Linked DNA regions of Homo sapiens: region 2 is linked to region 1. The links are chromatin loops, found by intact Hi-C in ENCODE. Cell type or tissue: ascending aorta. All regions are shown on one strand. Each heading gives the region's core, and the rest is flanking DNA. Links, peaks and the distances in the headings are about the cores only.

Region 1 (4,390 bases), core at 238-4,237:
GGCCAGGATATGTGCATTCTGCTGCACCATTCAGTGGAATTCTATGCAGCCTTTAAAAAGAATGAAGCTGGCCAGGCGTGGTGGCTCATGTCTGTAATCCCAGCACCTTGGGAGGCTGAGGCAGGCGGATCACCTGAGGTCAGGAGTTCGAGACCAGCCTGGCCAACATGGTGAAACCTCATCTCTACTAAAAGTACAAAAATTAGCCAGGTGTGGGGCACTTGTAATTCCAGCTACTTGGAAGGCTGAGGCAGGAGAATCGCTTGAAGGCAGGAGAATCGCTTGAACCCAGGAGGTGGAGCTTGCAGTGAGCCAGATCGCGCCATTGCACTCCAGCCTGGGCGACAGAACAAGACTGTCTCAAAAATAAAAAATAAAATGAAAAAAAAAAAAAGGCCGGGTGCAGTGGCTCATGCCTGTAATCCCAGCACTTTGGGAGGCCGAGGCGGGTGGATCATGAGGTCAGGAGATCGAGACCATCCTGGCTAACACAGTGAAACTGCGTCTCTACTAAAAATACAAAAAATTAGCAGGGCGTGGTGGCAGGCGCTTGTAGTCCCAGCTACTCAGGAGGCTGAGGCAGGAGAATGGCGTGAACTCGGGAGGTGGAGCTTGCAGTGAGCCGAGATCACGCCATTGCACTCCAGCCTGGGCGACAGAGCGAGCCTGGGCACTGTCTCAAATAAATAAATAAATAAAAAGACTTAAGTAGACCAAATGTGGGAGAAGCTCCTTGGTATAATATCAACTGAAGAAACAAAATGCAATGTCCATCATGCATTTGTCCTTATTACCTTAAAATATTTTCTGGAGCAATTCGTAATACCTTTTTAACACTGGTTGCCTTGGAGGAGAAAAAGTCCAAGTGGAGGACTGATGGGAGGAGGGAAGATAATTTGCCTCTTCATTTGCTTTTTTTTTTTTTTTTTTTTTTTGAGAGGGAGTCTTGCTCTGTTGCCCAGGCTGGAGTGCAGTGGCGCCATCTCGGCTCACTGCAAGCTCCGCCTCCTGGGTTCACGCCATTCTCCTGCCTCAGCCTCCGGAGTAGCTGGGACTATAGGCGCCCGCCACCACGCCCGGCTATTTTTTTTTTTTTTTTTTAGTAGAGACGAGGTTTCACTGTGTTACATTTGCTATTTTTTTATATTGACTTTTTTTTAACCGTGCAACTGTTAGCTTATTAATAATTAAAATTATGAAGGCCAGGCACGGTGGCTCACACTTTTATTCCCAGCACTTTGGGAAGCTAAGATGGGAGAATTACTTGAGCCCAGGAGTTTGAGACCAGCCTGGGCAACAAAATGAGACCCCATCACTACAAAAAATTTACAAATTAGCCAGACGTGGCGGTGTGCACCTGTAGTCCCAGCTACTTGGGAGGCTGAGGTGGGAGGATTGCGTGAACCCAGGATGTTGAAGCTGCAGTGAGCCATGATCGCACCACTGCACTTCAGCCTAGGTGTCAGAGTGGGACCCTATCTAAAAAAAAACAAACAAAAACAAAAATATAAAATTCTCAGAACAAAGAAATTGGAACAAAGTACAGACAACCCTTTTCAATAAGCATTACAAAATTTTTAGACGTAGGTTGCTTGAGTCCCAACTTACTGTCTCTATAATTAGAATTATTGAGTTACTGAGTTAAATCTAGCCCCAAGCAGGTTAATGTGTTACCTGACCCCTCCCCCCCAGCCAAATATATAGATTCAAGTAAACTTTTTGAAATACTGAACTATGAGTCTGTGAGTCATAGTTCATGGATTCCTGTGGACTTGAATGAGATGGAGGGGTCTGGGGAACCCAGGTTAGAAACCACAGTTATAATATGAAGAGCACTGGGCAGGGGGGTCAGAGGATGAAGGCCAGACTGACTGCTGGCCGCCGCCAACTAGCTAGCTATGTGAGCCAACCTCTCAGCCTGAGTTTTCTTGTCTGTGAAATGAGACTGGGGGTAAAAGGAAGTGGTAAAAGACCCTTCTAGCAACCAAATTCTGTGATTTATGAATATTGTAACCTGTAAACTTTCAATGGCACCAAGGTGATTGTGAGGACCACAGTAGCCTGCTAATGTAAGCACTATTCTTCAGGTCACAGTTTCAGGGCCAAAACACCATCCTTCCCAGGTCGTCAAGTAATTCTCCTCGGTAGATGATCTGCTGAGGCCGGCGATTATTCAGCCCTTCGGGAGGTGAGTGCAGAGCTGTTTTTCTCACCATCTTTAGCCTTCTGGGTATTCCTCATGCTTCCCCCTCTCTCAGGAGAATCTCTTGCCTCCTCCTCATCTTCTTCTTCCTGATTTATCACTGCCTCTGCCCCATCTGACATTAGGAAAGTGTTTCATCGTGCTCGAGTAGAAGATTTCATGGGAAACAGACTACCATCTTTGGAACAGGATCCGATATGAATAATTCTTTGAAACATTTTTCTCTGCATGTCTGTATCTTAGTCAACTTTCAGTTTCCCCTGCTTGAGGAGAGTGGGGCATGTAGACAATCCAAATGTCATCTATATTTGGCTTTAGAGTGTGTTTTCTACTTAGCTTTGAGTTCTGGATAGATCTGCGATTCTGGGAACTGACTTTAAACAAAATCACGAAGCTTTGCAGTGAAGACACATCTGACTCACAAGTAAGTTGAATGCTTTCCAAGGGCCCATTTTTTTAGAACTTGCTCAACTCTTTCCTGCAATAATGCTGTGCTTGGATCAGCCCACTTTCTCTCAGACCCTGGCAAACTGGCCATTCCAATATTCCTTCCTGTTAAAAGGTGGTTGCCATTTGGCTTTTTATTTGTAATTCATGCGAAGTTCAATAAGTAATATGAAACATCATTTCAGTAAGTGGTTCGGTGGGAGACATTATCAAAACAATTAGAATGTGTTACTGTCAATAAGCAAGAAATCAAAATTTCATAATCTTCTCTGACTCATGTGGAATTGACTTATACTTATGGCCCTTTCAGCTTTTAATGAAGAATGGCCAAAAAGTATAGAGTATTCAAGTTTGCTCAAATAAGAATCGATTGCTTCTTCCTCTGAGCCCCCATAGCAAGAATGTATTTTTTCAATGTAGCGGCTTTAATCACCTAATAGTATAGTATAGTACATGTTTTAAATGGGAGGATGGGCACTGTCTTCATTCATCCTTAAGTCCCTGACACCTAGCCCAAGTTTCCACCTATGATCGGTGTTTATCTAGTATTTGTTAAATGTGGGATTTCTCTCCTGATTGTCGGATTAACCCTTGAGTCCTTAGGACTCCTCGCTGCTTCTCAGTATCTCACATACCTTTTGCTAGCCACAAGAGAAAAAACAAAAACAAAACACCTCGCATCTTCAACAACCTTCACTTAAAATGTGTATAATAACTTTTCACGTAGAAAAGTGCTGAGAAGGCTGGGTGCAGTGGCACATGCCTGTAATCCCAGCACTTTGGAAGGCTGAGGTGGGTGGGCACTTGAGGCCAGGAGTTCAAGACCAGCCTGGCCAACATAGCAAAACCCCGTCCTTACTAAAAATACAGAAAATTAGCCGGGCGTCGTGGAGCACATCTGTAATCTTAGCTACTTGGGAGACTGAGGATGCAGTGAGCTGAGATCGCGCCACTGCACTCCAGCCTGGGTGACAGAGTGAGACTGTGTCTCAAAAAAAAAGAAAAGAAAAGAAAAAGTGCTAATAAAATACCTTAATGTGCATATGAATGAATTGGGGATCTTGTTAAAATGCAGATTTCAATTCAGCAGTTCTGAGAAGAGGCTAAGATTCTTCATTTGTAATAAGAGCCCAGGTGTCTAGACCAGGACCACTGGTCCTGGTCACAGACCACACTTTGAGTATCAAGAACTCTAAGTTGACTTGTGTATATTGTTAATTGACTGAGTGTTTAAGCAGGGAGGAAAAACACGGTTTAGCTTTCCAGTGAGTATGTCATTTAATATTTCTTACACACACAGAAAGGGTGAGGAAGGGTTAACAGGGTTCTGTGTGAATGATGTTCAGCAGGTGAGAAAGGAAACTAATAAAGCTGGCTGGATCTTGCTTTATGTGCTGTGCCTCAGCTCAGCAAACTGAGCTGGAGTGGGGTTAGGGTGAGCAGGGTCAACTGCTAAAACACAGTTTACTGCGGGGGTGAGACAGCAGCTGTTTTAACATCTCCCCCAATACCACACCCCCTCTGAGGACTAGAAGCATAAGAATGTATTGTATCCAAAAGAAATGGTCAGGAATGGTAGTTTAGACCTGCCTGTCTCAAATACCAATTGCCTAGTTGAGAATTTACCCAAGACATTAGTACTAGTGATTATGTCACTTTTCTTCTGCAAAGATGTGTTCATCTGTCTCATTTGTCACAATTTAGGTACATACATTTTCTGGTCTTCAGTTTCCTAGAATT
Region 2 (4,390 bases), core at 259-4,258, 81 kb before region 1:
TTTCTGTGTGTTTTTTGTAGAGATGGGGTTTCGCCACGTTGTCCAGGCTGGTCGCGAACTCCTGGACTCAAGCAATCTGTGTGCCTTGGCCTCCCACAGTGCTAGGATTATAGGCGTGAACCACCACACCTGGCCCTTGTACCCTATGTTCTAAAAGAAAGGCCTTGACTTGTCTTTGGCATGAAATGAAGAAGAAGAGGAAAGTTAACATATTCCCTCATGGAGGGACTGGTCCCAGTATTTACGAAATGCTGCATGGACGAGTGTGGTGCTTACAATTGGCCAGCTCCATGGCCATGCCTGAGAGACAAGCATCCTTGTTCCCTTGGCTGGCTGCCTTAGTGTCCAGGTGTCCTTGGAGCCCTAGCATTGCCCAGGCATCCTTGGCTCCTGGGGCTTTGAAAATGAGAAGGCTTTTGAGGTCTAGTAGGACGAGTTATGGCATAATTTGAAAGCAGCAAGCATGCCAATATCCATCCGAATATTTATCCTCAAGTAAAAGTTGGGAACAGAAGTGATTTAGCATGGCCAATAAACCAAGGACCTTGAAGGGGCCCCTTAAGAACTTTAGGCCTAGATTTGGCATTCCGGAGGGCAGTATCTAAGATGCCTATCTTGCTGGGTCCAAAGAGTTCCCTAAGCTTTCATGTGAAGTATGAGGAAGAAGCATGAGAAGAGAAAATCTCAGGAGCTGAGTTTAAAGAAAATGGGAAAGAGAAAACAGTTCCCAGCCAGGGTCAGTGTTTTGGCACAGCTGGTCCCTTGGGAGAATGGAAGCCTCTTCCTGGGCAAAAGTCATCATGCTCCTTGGAAGCCATCCAGCCACTGCACAGTACAAGCTATAGGATGTTACCCTACCACCCTACCATGGTGCCTCAGACCTGCCACCTCTGCTTGTCGCCCAAGATGATGGAGAGAGAGCTCTGCTTTGCAGTCAGTGCTCTATCCCCAGCTCTGCCGTTGACTGCTGTGTCCTGTTACTCCCTGGTAAGGTGCCATAGACCACTCATCTCCAGAACTCTTGTGGATAAGATTATGTGTAGATGCCGTTACATCTTAGGTCCTCAGCAGATACTGGTTCCTTGCTTCAGTAGGCTTAGGAAAATTTGGTAGTTTTATGGGTCAATAAACACATAAGTTTTGTGGCTTATTAGTGTGAATCACAGATTCTACAGTTCCTATCAACCCAATGTCTAAAATAATTCTCTAAAATAATAGCTCCAGGGAGAAAATAAAAATAGGTATGGTGACTTAGCATGGTAGTATGACAATATGAAAGGTTTGTTACAGAGTTGTTGGTCCACATTCCTTACATTGTACACATTGGAATTTCTCCGTTTCAGAAGGAGCATTTAGAGCAGCACCTACATTTTTGTTAGGTTTTCCTTCAAGGCTGTAGCTTGAACTTTTAATATACATACTCACTTTTCTTCCCCCCAAAAAGAAGGGTAAAGAAGGCAGTAAAGGTAAAGAAACCAGACATTATTTGATTCAGCTCAAAATGTATTTTTTAGTTCCTTTTCCACATTTAATAACAAATAAAGGCCGGGCGCGGTGGCTCACGCCTGTAATCCCAGCACTTTGGGAGGCTGAGGTGGGCGGATCACGAGGTCAGGAGATCGAGACCATCCTGGCTAACACAGTGAAACCCTGTCTGTACTAAAAATACAAAAAATTAGCCGGGCATGGTGGCGGGCACCTGTAGCCCCAGCCACTCGGGACGCTGAGGCAGGAGAATGGCATGAACCCAGGAGGCCGGGCTTCCAGTGAGCCGAGATCATGCCACTGCACTCCAGCCTGGGCGACAGAGTGAGACTCCGTCTCAAAAAACAAAAGCAAACAAACAAAAAAAATAAAAAGAAATCTTGTACCTGATCTTCAGGGATTTGGGATCCCACCTGGATTAAACTAGACTATCCAAGCCCTATTTGCCTGGCTTCCAGCCCTCCTGGAGTTCTGTTCCCACCAGTTAGACAAAGCTCTCTGTCCTTGACCTCTTTTCCCATCACTTTTGGATCAGAGATTGAGCCTGTCAGCTCCTGAAACAGCTGTCTCTGATCTGTTCTCAGTATTATCTGAGCCATTATCTGACTTGTGTCTGAAAGGACTGCGTGATGGAAACTTCTGAAAGAACCCTCTGTCACCCCACCCGCATCTTCCAAATAGAGCCAGAGAGGCCCAGAGTCAGAAGGCTAAGAAGACCAAGTGTGTGGCCAGCAGCTGCGGGGAGCCAGGGCAACTCCTGCCCGCCACTCTTCCTCTGAATGCCTAGCCCTCTCCGCCTGTGTTCACAGGCCAGCCCTCCCCGGGGCATACACAGCATTTTGTAAATAGTAACTGTGTGTCTTGGTTGAGATAATCTTGTAGGCCAGAATGGAATGTCTCAAGACACTTTGCAAACGGGATTTTATTGTTTAGTTTTAGGGATAGGATCTCACTCTGTCACCCAGGCTGGAGTGCAATGGCACGATCTGGGCTCATTGCAGCTTTCACCTCCCAGGCTCAATCAGTCCTCCTCAGCCTCCTGCGTAGCTGGGACTACAGGCATGTGCCACCATGCCTGGCTAAATTTTTTTTTTTTTTCATAGAGACGGGGTCTGACTACGTTGCCTAGGCTAGTCTTAAACTCTGAGGCTCAAGCAATCCTCCCGCCTTGGCCTTCTGAAGTGCTGGGATTACAGGAATGAGCCACTGTGCTCAGCCCAAAAGGGATTTTAATTTTGCAAAAGGACCAACCTTAAAAGAGCTTTGAATAATAAGTTTCTTTAGTGCAATTCTTTTTTTTTTTTTTTTTGAGATGGAGTCTCGCTTTGTCACCCAGGCTGGAGCACAGTGGCGCAATCTCGGCTCACTGCAACCTCTGTCTCCCGGGTTTAAGTCATTCTCCTGCCTCACCCTCCTGAATAGCTGGGATTACAGGTGCCCACCACCACGCCCAGCTGATTTTTGTATTTCTAGTAGAGATGGGGTTTTGCCATGTTGGCCAAGTTTGTCTCAAACTCCTGACCTCAGGTGATCTGCCTGCCTTGGCCTCCCAAAGTGCTGGGATTACAGGTGTGAGCCACCGCGCCTGGCCAGTGCAATTCTTTTATGTTTTTGTTCCCCACCTCTGTTCCGATTTTCCATTCCTTAGGTATAGTACTTTATGAGCTTTTTGTATTAACCCCCTGTGTTCCTTCATGCAGATGCAGGCCAATTAGACGATACATATTATTACTCTCTCTCCCTTTTCTTAAAAGGAGATAGAACACACACCCTATTTTACACTGTGCTTTTGTCAATTATCATTATCCCCTAGATATAATATTAGGCCTTAAAGAGTTTCTCATTCTTTTTTATTTAGCTGCATAGTATTCTAGTCTATGGATGCTCTCAGTTATACTTTTCCAAAATATGGATCTTTGACTTTTTCCAAAATTTTACTGTTGTAAACAATGCTGTGTTGAGCACCTGGTATATTTAAATAGTCAGTGAATCACAAAGATTTCATTAACATACCTGCCATATTGTGGGAGGTAGGGATGTGCCTGCATCTTATTTATCCTTCACTAGTGCTTGGTAACTGTAGGTGGAACCACATGCAATTTCTGTTTGGGGAAATCTTAAAAGCAGTAGAATATCAGCACTTTTGCGTAGCTCACTGATATTTAGAGAAACCTACATGCCATAGCAGGGATGGAGATAAGAAAAAGAAGTCTCTCGCCCCCAACCTAATGTGTCTTGGTGAAGATCTTGCTTATTTAGGTCTAAGACCTTGTTTAATAAACCAAGTGGAAGCCGTAATGACTCCTTTTCAGCAATTTTATAACGATGTAGTTCTTCAGGTTTCACTAATTTTAACAATTCTATAAAGTTATGTTCATCCTATTTTCACTAACTTTGGAAGTTTAAAGAGAAACTCTGTTGAAAAAGTAAATCCACATACCAAGTGTTTTTAAATAGCATGGAGAAATGCAATTTATTTTTCTGGTTAAGAGAAGTAAGTATTATTTATGCTTTTTTGGGCTTTTGGGTTTATTTATTTAGGTGGTGCCTTGGCGTTGAGTGAATGACATTAGCTGGTGTGGGGACCTGCAGCAGGGCTTTCAGGATAGAGCGTTCACCCCACAGTTTCAGTGGTGAGCAGGCAAGAGGTTGCCCAGATCCTGGCCCAAAAGACCAACCACCAGTCTTACAAACTAAAGGGAAATCATATTTTACCACAATGAGAAAAAATGAAGGGGAAGGCTAATGCTGTATTTTTTGTTAAAATGGAAGGATGTTGAGAAGACAGAGACTTTCAGTGGTTTTAATCTTCAGACTTTGGCAGAGGCCAAGCATGATTTGAATACAGAGAAAGTGGAGTGACATGACAGAAAGGGAAGTGGAAAGTGGTGGCTTCCAGAAACAA

Evidence for each region. Peaks named below come from ENCODE experiments on the same cell type or tissue, not always from the same donor. Only the 100,000 strongest peaks of a DNase experiment are listed, where the experiment ranks them.
Region 2: it touches region 1 in a loop (2.0-fold over the local background); 3 of 110 quality-filtered maps call a loop at or near these places.

The regions. Positions count from the first base shown.
Region 1 is chr9:94,898,268-94,902,657 of GRCh38, forward strand. All of the region lies in intron 5 of AOPEP (aminopeptidase O (putative)), which reads left to right. Among named protein-coding and RNA genes, the nearest start is that of AOPEP-AS1, 45 kb to the right of the region's middle. In ascending aorta, for the core only: no CTCF peak of the experiment used is centred there; a DNase peak (open chromatin) is centred at 2,664; H3K4me3 peaks cover 1,572 bases; H3K27ac peaks cover 2,945 bases.
Region 2 is chr9:94,817,170-94,821,559 of GRCh38, forward strand. The region is part of intron 5 of AOPEP (aminopeptidase O (putative)); the gene reads left to right. Among named protein-coding and RNA genes, the nearest start is that of MIR2278, 9.4 kb to the left of the region's middle. RefSeq lists an enhancer at 4,125-4,254. In ascending aorta, for the core only: no CTCF peak of the experiment used is centred there; a DNase peak (open chromatin) is centred at 2,272; H3K27ac peaks cover 3,780 bases.